Linked DNA regions of Homo sapiens: region 1 is linked to region 2. A link is a loop called in an ENCODE intact Hi-C map of the cell type or tissue named here. Cell type or tissue: PC-9. All regions are shown on one strand. Links, peaks and the distances in the headings refer to the core of each region. The heading gives the core; the rest is flanking DNA.

Region 1 (5,217 bases), core at 1-5,000, 54 kb after region 2:
CCTTAGAAGAATCAAATGCCTGATAACCTAAGGTGGTGATGCTAGTGCTGTGTAGTGGCTGCAAATACAGATTAACATTGGCAGGGAGGTTTGACTGCACAGAGACCATAATAAATCAATTACTTGCAGACTCCTATCAAATCAGTGAGTGGCAAGTGACAAGCTACATCTGGTGGCAGACTTTATAGCAACAAGTGAGTTGATGTCCTTCAATTGTACAACTGCATCTGGTGGCCTTAAAAGCACATTTGAGACAACTTCAAATCTCCGTATCTTTTGGATTAAAGTCAAGTTGGAATGTCCTGAGATTGCCATAAAAGCACTGAAAATCCTCCTTCCATTTCCAACTTTCTATCATTGTGAAGCAGGGTTTTCTGCAGTGACAGCAACCCAAACGAGATTATGGAGTAGACTGGACATAACCAACACACTTTGGGTGTCACTATCTCCCATCATTCCCAGATGGGACCATCTAGTGGTAGGAAACAAGCTCAGAGCTCCCACTGATTCTACATTATGGTGAGGTGTATAATTATTTGATCATATATATTACAACGCAATAATAATAGAAATAAAGTACACAATAAATGTAATGCACTTGAATCACCCCAAAACCATCCCCAACTCTGGTTCATGGAAAAACTGTTTTCCACAAAACTGGTCCCTAGTACCAAAAAGGTTGGGGATCATTGCTTTAAAGTACCACCATCACAATCACCATCATAATCACTGCCATCATCACCATCTTCATCATCACTATCATCATCATTACCTCCATCAGCACCATCATCATCATTATCATTATCCTCATCACTAACATTACCTTTTTTCCAGGCCCTATATTTCTTTGCCCTCAGGGCCTTCAAAATTTTATGGAGCAAAAAACCCTCTTGGAGGGAAATAAGAGATGAGATTTGGAGTCAGAAGAGTTGCGTTGGAATGCTGGGTTTGCCATTGACTAACTGTAGGATCCTTCTGAGTTTCCCAGTTTTCTCATCTGTTAAACAGAAATACCTACCTACCTCTGTTGATTATTTTCCCTTTGCCCCTCCAAATCCATTCTCTGCCCTCCCTTTGCCATCTTATTTTGTATCTTGTAAGGATGACTTTTACAGACCAAATCACCTAGGCTCCCTTGTATGTGTATATGTTTGTAGGAATATTGATAGAGGGCTGGAAATATACATATCAAGCTTAAGTTATCTGATTTAAGAAAGCAGTAGTGGTGGCTGGGCACAGTTTGTTGCTATTTTATGAGCAACAAAGTGTAATTCCAGCACTTTGGGAGGCCTGAGGTCAGGAGTTCAAGACCAGCCTGGCCAACATGGCAAAACCCCGTCTCTACTAAAAATACAAAAAAATCAGCTGGGAATGCTGGCACGTGCCTGTAATCCCAGCTACTCAGGAGGCTGAGGCAGGAGAATCACTTGAACCTGGGGAGCGGAGTTTGCAGTGAGCTGAGATCATGTCACTGCACTCCAGCCTAGGTGACAGAGCAAGACTCTGTCACAAAAAAAAAAAAAAAAAAAAAAAAAAAAAAAGCAGTCATGGTGATAGTGGTAGAAAGATTAGGTATGGAAAAAAGATGAGCAAAATGAAAAATATTTACATGTGAAAATATTCTGCTGAGCAAAAAAACTGAGACACAAAATCATAACTATGTCTGATGTCATTTGTGTGACATTCTAGAAAATGCAAACTAATCTGTAGTGACAGAAAGCATATCAGTGGTTGCCTGGGGCCAAAAATGGAAGGAGAGATTAACCATAGTAGGGTATGAGGGAACTTTCTGGGGTAATAAAACTATTTGGTGTCTTGATTTTGGTAATAGTTACAAGATGAATACATTTGTAAAACCTCAACCACTTGTACAATCATTTGTACTAGTTTATTATTATATGTAAATTATACTCAGTAAAGTTGATCTGAAAAATACTTGGGCTAGGAGCAGTGGCTCACACCTGTAACCCTAGCACTTTGGGAGGCTGAAATAAGAGGACTGCTTCAGACCAGGAGTTCAATACCAGCCTGGGCAACACAGTGAGACCCTGTTTCTACAAAAATTTTTAAAAATTAGCTGGGCGTGGTGGCACACACTTGTACTTCTAGCTTACTTGGGGGGCTGGGGTGGGAGGATTGCTTGAGCCTGGGAGGGTCAAGGCTGCAGTGAGCCATCATCATGCCACTGCATTCTAGTCTAGGTAACAAAGTAAGACCCTGTCTCCAAAAAAAAACTCATGGCATAATATAAATGGAAGAGATATATAATAGAATTCTAGCAGTAATATTACTGTAAGTCTGTACAACCTAAATGTACACACAAGGACTAAAAGGTACATGGACCAATGAATACATCAGCTTGGTGCACAGATGCCTGCTATTTTATGAGCAACAAACAAAAAAGAAATGAGCTGAAGAAGGCTCCTGAAGACAGCAATGCCTACCCAGCAATGCCAAACTCAATGTAAGGTTGCCCTTTACAGAAATATGGTATGGGAGTACCGAAAGCAACAAGAGGAAATAAAACTGTCTATAGGATCCTGATGGGGGTCTCATTTTACAATAAAAAGAGCTTTATGCAATGGACTCGAGTTATAATGAAGCTTAAAGGGAGAAAGAGAGTGGTCTCAATGCCACTGTGGCCAAATAAGATTCCTAAATTGCTTTCCAAAGATCAATTTCTTATTTTGTAAGCAAAAAATAACACTAGCCTTCAAATGCCAACTTTTCAAGACCCCAACTTCTACTGTGAAATATTCCCAAAGACATGGGAAGAAACATCTATTGATTCAAACATAAAAGGTGTTTGGCTCATCAGCCCTGTGCTAATGGTTCAAGAAATTTAAAACAACATAATTAACTCCCTGAATTTATGGAACTAAGCAGAGCCCATCCTCTTTATGTCAGACCAGTGGCCCTCATCCTGGCCCCAGATGCATCTTCAGAACTTTTAAAAGTACAGATTCCTGAAAACAACCTTTGGAGTTTATGACTTAGGTCTAATGTTGAGAACCCTCTGCTAGGCACTCACCTTGGTATTTTTATGCACTCCAAGCATTCCAACATAGCCCTTGGAGCACCTGCCATTTTCTGGCATAAAAGTTCTGTGGTATTCTTTCTGTACTCTCCCCAACTCTATGGCCCGAAGATTTTAAAGATATGCAAAGCATCTTCCATTCCCAGCTGAGACTGGACACACCTGAAATAGGTAAAAGTGACAGAAAGACTGGATGGTATGGAACACTCTTCCAAGTTTCCAGGAAAAGGGCTCAATCTGAAACATAATTATTTCATTTCTTCCTTTCTACTTCCTAAGCATTGATGGTTCAGTTAACAAATGGTACCTGAGAAGCAGTGTTAGCACCTTGATGCAATGAAAGTACAAGGAAATGAGACGACCTCCTGACCTGCTTTTGACACCCCCACATATGCCTGCCTCGAGATCTTGGCTTCTCAAGGGCATGAAAAATCAGCTCCCCATTCATTTCTTTTAAAAAAAGTTTATTTCCTGCTTCCTATGTACAAGCCCTGTTCTAGGCACTGGGGACACAGTAGTGAGTGAAACACAAAAGTTTCCTTCTATTGTTGGCTTACAGTCCAGTTAAAAGAGACAAGTAAAAAACAACAACAAAAAATAGTGTCAAATTATGATTTCAATGCAAGAAATTAAAAATATGTTGTTAAAAAGAGTGAAGGGGCCAGGCGTGGTGGCTCATACCTGTAATCCCAGCACTTTGGGAGGCCAAGGTGGGCAGGTCACAAGGTCAGGATTTTGAGACCAGCCTGGCCAATATGGTGAAACCTCATCTTTACTAAAAATACAAAAAAAAATTAGCCAGGCATGGTGGCATGCACCTGTAGTCCCAGCTACTCGGGAGGCTGAGGCAGGATAATCACTTGAACCTGGAAGGCGGAGGTTGCAGCAAGCCAAGATCACGCCACTGCACTCCAGTCTGGGGGACAGAGGAAGACTCCATCTCGAAAAAAAAAAAAAAGGGTGAAGGCCAGAGTCACAGAAAGACAAACACTGCGTAATTCCACTATTTATATAAGGTATCTACAATAGTCAGACACATAGAAGCAGAGAGTAGAATGCTGGTTCCCAGGAGCTGCAGGGAGGGAAGGATGGGATAGGGAGTGTCTATTCAACAGGTATAAAGTTTCAGTTACGTGAGATAAGAAAGTTCTGGAGATCTGTGGTACAGTATTATGCCTATTATAAACAATGCTATATTGCACTGTTAAAAACTTGGCAAGAGGGTAGGTTTCACATTAAGTATTCCTACCACAATGAAAAAGATGTTAAATAAAATAAATAAATAAGTGAAGAGCATAAAGCAGGACATGGGAGTGGGCAGGGAGATGAGGAGGAGTCGGGGGGCCCTTTCTTCCCTCCCTTTACTCCTGCCTCAGAAGGTAACATCTGAGCTGAGCTCAAGGAAAAGAATGAACCAGCATGCAGAGAGCCTACAGAACGAGCAATGTGACAGCTGAGGCCTAATAGGAAGCAGAAGACACTCACAAGGGACGATGTGCAAAAGCGCAGGTAGAGCTTAATGAAACTAGCTACCCAGGGCTACCAAAAGTGGGGGGAACCATGAGCACCCCTGGCCTGCAGGGACAAAGGGAGGAGTGGCTACCAAAAGATGGAGAAGACCCCTGATAGGAGCTGTGGCCTTTGGTAAAGGGATGCAACCATCCTCAGGTAACTAGCCAGCAAGGAAGGAGCAGGGGTGGGGTGGTAAATACCCTGAATAAATATCTCCTCCTCATTCTCTCTGATCTCCTGCTAGTGCTTCCCATTGGCCAATTCCAACAGGAAGTCAGGAAGCAAGAGTGTTCATCGATGCAATTCACACCATCAGCCTACTGGCACACAGAACAAGATGAGAAAGACTGAAGATTAGGTCTAGAAGGGCAAATGGAAGGCATCAGCATAAACACCAAGTGCAAAAGCTTGCAATGGGAAATAGCACAGCCTGTTCAAGGAGTAGAGGGGCCACTGTGCTGGAGCTTCTTAGACAAGGTATAGGATGTGACAGACAGAAGACAGGACCCTGATCATGTGGGGCCTTTTATGCCATAGTGAGGTGCTGGTATTTAATTCTGTGCCCAACAGGAAGTTTTTTAGAAGGTTGGGATAGGACATAGAACCAGATCTCACTTTTAAAGACCACTTTGCCTGCTGTGTGTGTACTACAGTAGTGGTAAGGGTGG
Region 2 (5,507 bases), core at 190-5,189:
GAGAAAAGCTTCTATAGAATTGTGGTCTGGCATCCTGACAGCAAATGTCGATTTCCTTATGAAGATAAAATCCTTTTAATTATCAGAGTAAGCACCCTCCAAATGCCCCACCATATAGTCTTAAAGTGTGGAAATATATTCCTTTTTCATTCTTTATGGAATAAACAGAGAGAGCGGTACAAGTTGTTGAGGAGTGGCCTTTGGTCCTCTGTGTCAGGAATGCAGAAAGGATAAGGCTCCCAATTGTGCTGTCAAGTCAAAAGATGCTGATAGAACTTGTGGGGGAGACACAGCTTTCACCCTTGGGTTACTGACTCATTTTGCAGGAAGATGACCATCTTTTACTGCCCAACGACATCTTTCTACCAATGTGAACAGAGACTAGCAGCACAGTGATCACCTGCAGATAGACCTGGCTTTATCTGTACATAACACCAAAAGAAAAAACCTGGATTCCAGAAGGAAATAAAGATTTTCAGTCCCTGCAAGAATTCTCAATGTTCTTCACATAATTTGGAGGTATTGTTTCTGATATATGGGTTATTTTAATGGTGGTATCTGTTTTTTACCCATAAATGTTGAGGGCATCTTACACTTCTCCTATGTAATAGTTTTCCTTGGGAAAAATCTCATAGAGCCGTCATTCATAAAGTGTGTTCCAAGGAACACAAAGTCATCAGGAATCAGGGTTACCTGTGACGGTGGGGGAAGGATTCTGAGATCAACTGGAGAAGCACATGATTAAACAAAACTTAGTAGGTCTCTATTGTAGGACTTCTCAGAGACCTTAGTATGCTTATAGGGGTTGCCATTTGTGTGTTTTGCGTGTGTGCACTGTGGGTGTTTTATGTATTATGTGTCTGTTGTGTGAGTATGTGTATGTTTTCTATGCGTTGTATTGCAGAACTTTTTCAGGGCGTATACAGAGTATAACCTGGAAAATCTAATTTATTTAACATTAACTTTTCAGACATACTTCTTAAGCTGTATTTTGGTTTTTTGCACTTTAAAATGTCAGTGTACTTTTACAGCAGATGAACTAGTTCCTTATAACATAGCTTTTTCTTGTTTCTCAGAATTTTAGCTAAGATTGTACAAAAGAGACTTCTATTAAATAAATATAATTCCCTATCAAGTCTGTAATCAACTTGAAAATCGTTCATCTAGAAACTGAATACATTAGGCCTTGATATTAATAACATAATATAATGCAGTATTTTAGATAATATTCAAAGAGGAAATAAAGCACTAAAGAAAGAGTAGCAATCATACTTCAAATATTATAATTATAGATTAAAATGCTCTTATTTTATTATACACAAAATAAATTACAAAATAAGAGCATTTTACTATAAACACAACATAAATGAAGCATACTTATTCATTTTACCATAATTTAAATACTGACATTGCACAACAATTCCTAAAACTTTTGTGATTCATAAGTTAATTCCCAGCCATTAAGTACCTAAATAATGTTAATATTTTATCTTCTTTTTCTTTCTGGGCACTTCCTTCCTTCACTTGAACTAACAATTTTCTTTTCAGCCATTCTCACCCATCCAGCAATACCTGAGCAAATATGCTGGCATATAAAGGCAAATCATGATTGCCTTGCTTAGCTGCAGAAAGTCACCCAATGCCTATTTACCATCAATCAGCTAATACTGTGGTTCCAAATGTTAATCTGGCAAAGTTCAACAATTCATTTCTTATATTTCAAAAGTTAAGGGAAATTCTACTAACTATAACACTAAATGTCTGCTTTTAGCCAAACTACATTAATTATAATTAATCTATTAAGAATACCCCAAGCTAATCAGAAGCTGTATGTAGGTCATGAATTAGAAATAGATGGGGAGGGCTGGGTGTGGTGGCTCACGCCTGTAATCCCAGCACTTTGGGAGGCCAAGGCAGGTGGATCACTTGAGGTCAAGAGTTCGAGACCAGCCGGGGTAACATGGTGAAACCCTGTCTCTACTAAAAAAATACAAAAAATTTATCTGGGCGTGGTGGCGCGCGCCTGTATTCTCAGATACTCAGGAGCCAAGATTGCGCCACTGCACTCCAGCCTGGGTGACAAAGCGAGATTCCATCTCAAAAAAAGAAAAGAAAAAAAATAGATGAGGAAATGAAAATGAATGATTACTTAATAAATAAAATCAGGTAATATGATAAATGAAAATCTTCAAAACATGAGCAACATGGAAAAAAATAATGAAAAAAACATTTAGGATTATGGAATTTAAAATGTCCAACCTCTGATGACAATGAAAAACATGCATTGAGAAGTTACTATGTGTCAGGTACCACGTTAAGTGACTCAGCGTGTACCATTTCATTCCCTCTTCATCATCCTGAAATAGGTATAATTTTTGTTCCTATTTTACCATAAAGGTAACAGATTCAGAGGGGTTAAGTAATTTGCCATGGTTGTACATCTAATAAGTAGCAAAGCTGAGATTTAAACACACTCCCTTACACTCCACCCTGAATACGGAGACTGTATTAAATTTCTGTCATTTCATAACACATCCCAGTTTAGTGGCTTAAAACAACACCCATTTATCATCTCAGTTTCTATAGGTCAGGAGTTGAGGCACAGCCTAACTGGGTCCCCTGCTCAGGGTCTCACAAGGCTGTGATCTAGGTGTCGACACAGCTACATTCTTTTCTGGAGTCTGGAGTTTGGGGTCCTCTTCCATGTGTATGTGATTTCAGAGAGTTCACTTCCTTGAAGCTGGAGGACTGAGGTCCCTGTTTTCTTGCTAGCTGTCAGCCAGGGGCCACTCTCAGACTCAGGAGGCTGCCTGCAGTTTCTTGTCACATGGTACCTCACTACGTCATGGCCAAAAGGAGAATCAATCCTTCCAGTCTGCTATAATGGCAGTTTACATAGCAATAACATAACCACGGAAGTGACGATCCCACCATCTTTGCCATATTCTGTTCACTAAATGCAACTCATTAGCTCCAACAACACTCAAGGGGAGGAGATTATACAAGGATATGACTCATTGGGGTTTATCTTAAAATCATGCCTACTGTAAGTACCAATGTTCTGTTCCTGTTTTATTTACTTAACTGATGACTGTCTTCTGGATTGGAGTCAATATTACCTGGGAAAACACCAAAGCAATCAAGTTAGCCATGACTTGTACATATGCGAATGACAGAAACAAAATGATAGTTTCAAGTAGACAATAGGGGCTCCCAAATTCTGTAAGCTTGAGGACTATTGTGTCTACAGTAAATCTATGATTTCATTGTTGAATAATTTGAAGTCAATATTAGATGAATTCCCCCAGTAAATGAAGAACATTACTTAGCAGTCAACACTAAAGGCCAATTTTCCAGAGGCCAGTTTCTCTATTAGTGAACTTGGCTTAAAATAAGTAAGGACCATTTAAGTACTCAATTTTTCTAACTAATAACCAAAAAAAAAATCAACACCATGTTGAACCTGATCCCCCTGCCCAAAAAAAAAGGTTTTAGTGACAACTCTCGGAATTGGTGAATTTGGGACCCAGCTGCTTATAGGCATTACCACTGGCAGGATTATCAGGGGGTACTCCCTTCTGTAAAGCACTATTGTACTGGCTCTACTAGCCATTCCTTCAGGGTTACAAGGAAGTAATATGCACAAATTGTTAACCAACATAAAAGTTTATTTCAAAGAACCATGGGAAAGGCCAGCAAAAGGAGGCATTATTGATCAGCGGTGTAGGTATTCAGGGACATTGGTTTACCCATTAAAATGTGCAGCCAGTATCGTAAACAACCAGTGATATTTGCTCACTATTGCTCCAGAAAAAACAACAGCCTAAAGCTGAGTCATCAGCTTTCTCTTTAATCATCTGATATATATTCTTCTAAATAGAGGATTTGATTGGGCCATTTAGCACTGCATGGTATGGAGGGATTTAATGGGCACAGTCTCTGCCAACCTCCCAAGGGTGATTGGCTCCCTTATAGGCAGTCCACACAGAGTTGCTTTCAGCTTTGAGCCTGGCCCAGGTCCTGCAGGTGGTACCCACTTAACAGGAAGCTCCACTCCCTAAGAAAGAATGAACATGAACCAACTAATGATTATAACAATACTGGCAAAAAGAGTTGGGCCATTTTTCTTAAAAGATGAATGTGTAAGTAAAATGTGTTTTAAAAAATGTACGGATATACCCTTCGGCCCATGTGATTCAAATGAAAGAAGTAAATATATCAAACACCATAAAGATATTTAATCGCTTGGGCATTTTGAGAGTCTTTGATTCTTAAGAATTTACACTAAAGAGAAAATACTGATGTGAGGGGAAAAATATATGTTTGAAAATAGACGTTACAACATTATTTATAATACCCCCAAATCAGAAAGAAACTAAATGCCCAATAATAACAGATTGTGAAATAAGATTTTCTAATACTGGCCATTAAATATAACTATGAAGTTACGCAAAAACTTGGGGAAAAGGCAAACCAATTCTTAAATAGGAAAAAAGGTTATATAACCACATATAATCTTTAGGATTTGAGTTACTGCCCACTAAAACTTTGACTCCACCCTTAATTTGCTTAACAAACAGCAAAGATGAACCAGGTCACCCTTTCCTTCAAGTCACCACAAATTCCATTTGAGCAACATCTGAATGAATAGGATTTCCCTATTCATGCAGCACAGGCCAGCACTAGGATAAGGGGTAGTAGATTGAGTTGAATCTATCTCTGGGAACATATCCCAAAGAAACAATCCAAGATGTAGGTGAATAATTATGCATAAAAACTTTCACTATACCAGTATTTACATTAGCAAGGTGTTTAGAAAAGATTAGAAAATGGGATTTCCATAGTTATTCATTCATTTAAAAAGTATTTACTGAATGCTTACTCTGTACCAAGTATTTTAGTCATGGAGGATACATCAGTGAACAGAAATAGCTTATGTTTTTGTGGGTAAAGACAGGTACTAAAGAAATCAACTAGTAAGTACTTTGTATGCTGTTACGGGTTGAATGGGTCCTCCAAAAATGATGTGTTAAAGTCCAACCCCCAGGATCTCAGAATGTAAACTTATTTGGAAATAAGATCATTGCAGATGTAAATAGTTACATTAAATTGGTCATAATAGAGTAGAATAGGCTTTTACTTCAATATGGCTGGTGTTCTTATAAGAAGAGAGAGACACAGGGGGAAGATGGCCATGTGAAGATGGAGGCAGAGACTGGAGTGATACATCCACAAGCTATGGAATGCCAAGGTTTGCCAGCCATTTATAAGAAGCTAGGAGACAGGCGTGGAACACATTCTCCCTCTGAACCCTCAGAAGGAACCAACACTGCCGACATTTTGATTCCGGACTTCTGACCTCCAGAACAAGGTGAGAATAAATTTCTGTTGTTTGAGGCCACCCAGTTTGTGGTACTTGGTTATGGCAGCCCTAGGAAATGAATATACATGCCACACAGAAAAAGCAAGATGCAGAAAAATTAAAATAGGTAAGATTGCAGGGAAAG

The links. Peaks named below come from ENCODE experiments on the same cell type or tissue, not always from the same donor. Only the 100,000 strongest peaks of a DNase experiment are listed, where the experiment ranks them.
Region 1: a loop joins it to region 2, with 6 times the contacts of the local background. A loop is called at or near these places in 1 of 110 quality-filtered maps.

Annotation. Positions count from the first base shown.
Region 1 is chr14:51,285,878-51,291,094 of GRCh38, reverse strand. It overlaps LOC124903315 (a long non-coding RNA gene), which reads right to left and starts at 3,664. Exons shown (of 2, transcript XR_007064164.1): 1 at 3,032-3,664. In PC-9, for the core only: no CTCF peak of the experiment used is centred there; no DNase peak of the experiment used is centred there.
Region 2 is chr14:51,339,895-51,345,401 of GRCh38, reverse strand. All of the region lies in intron 1 of LINC00640 (long intergenic non-protein coding RNA 640), which reads right to left. LOC105370495 (a long non-coding RNA gene) reads left to right here. Exons shown (of 3, transcript XR_007064165.1): 2 at 327-519; 3 at 5,167-5,285. LOC124900595 (a long non-coding RNA gene) reads left to right here and starts at 5,290. Exons shown (of 3, transcript XR_943854.3): 1 at 5,290-5,371. In PC-9, for the core only: no CTCF peak of the experiment used is centred there; a DNase peak (open chromatin) is centred at 3,081; H3K27ac peaks cover 1,465 bases.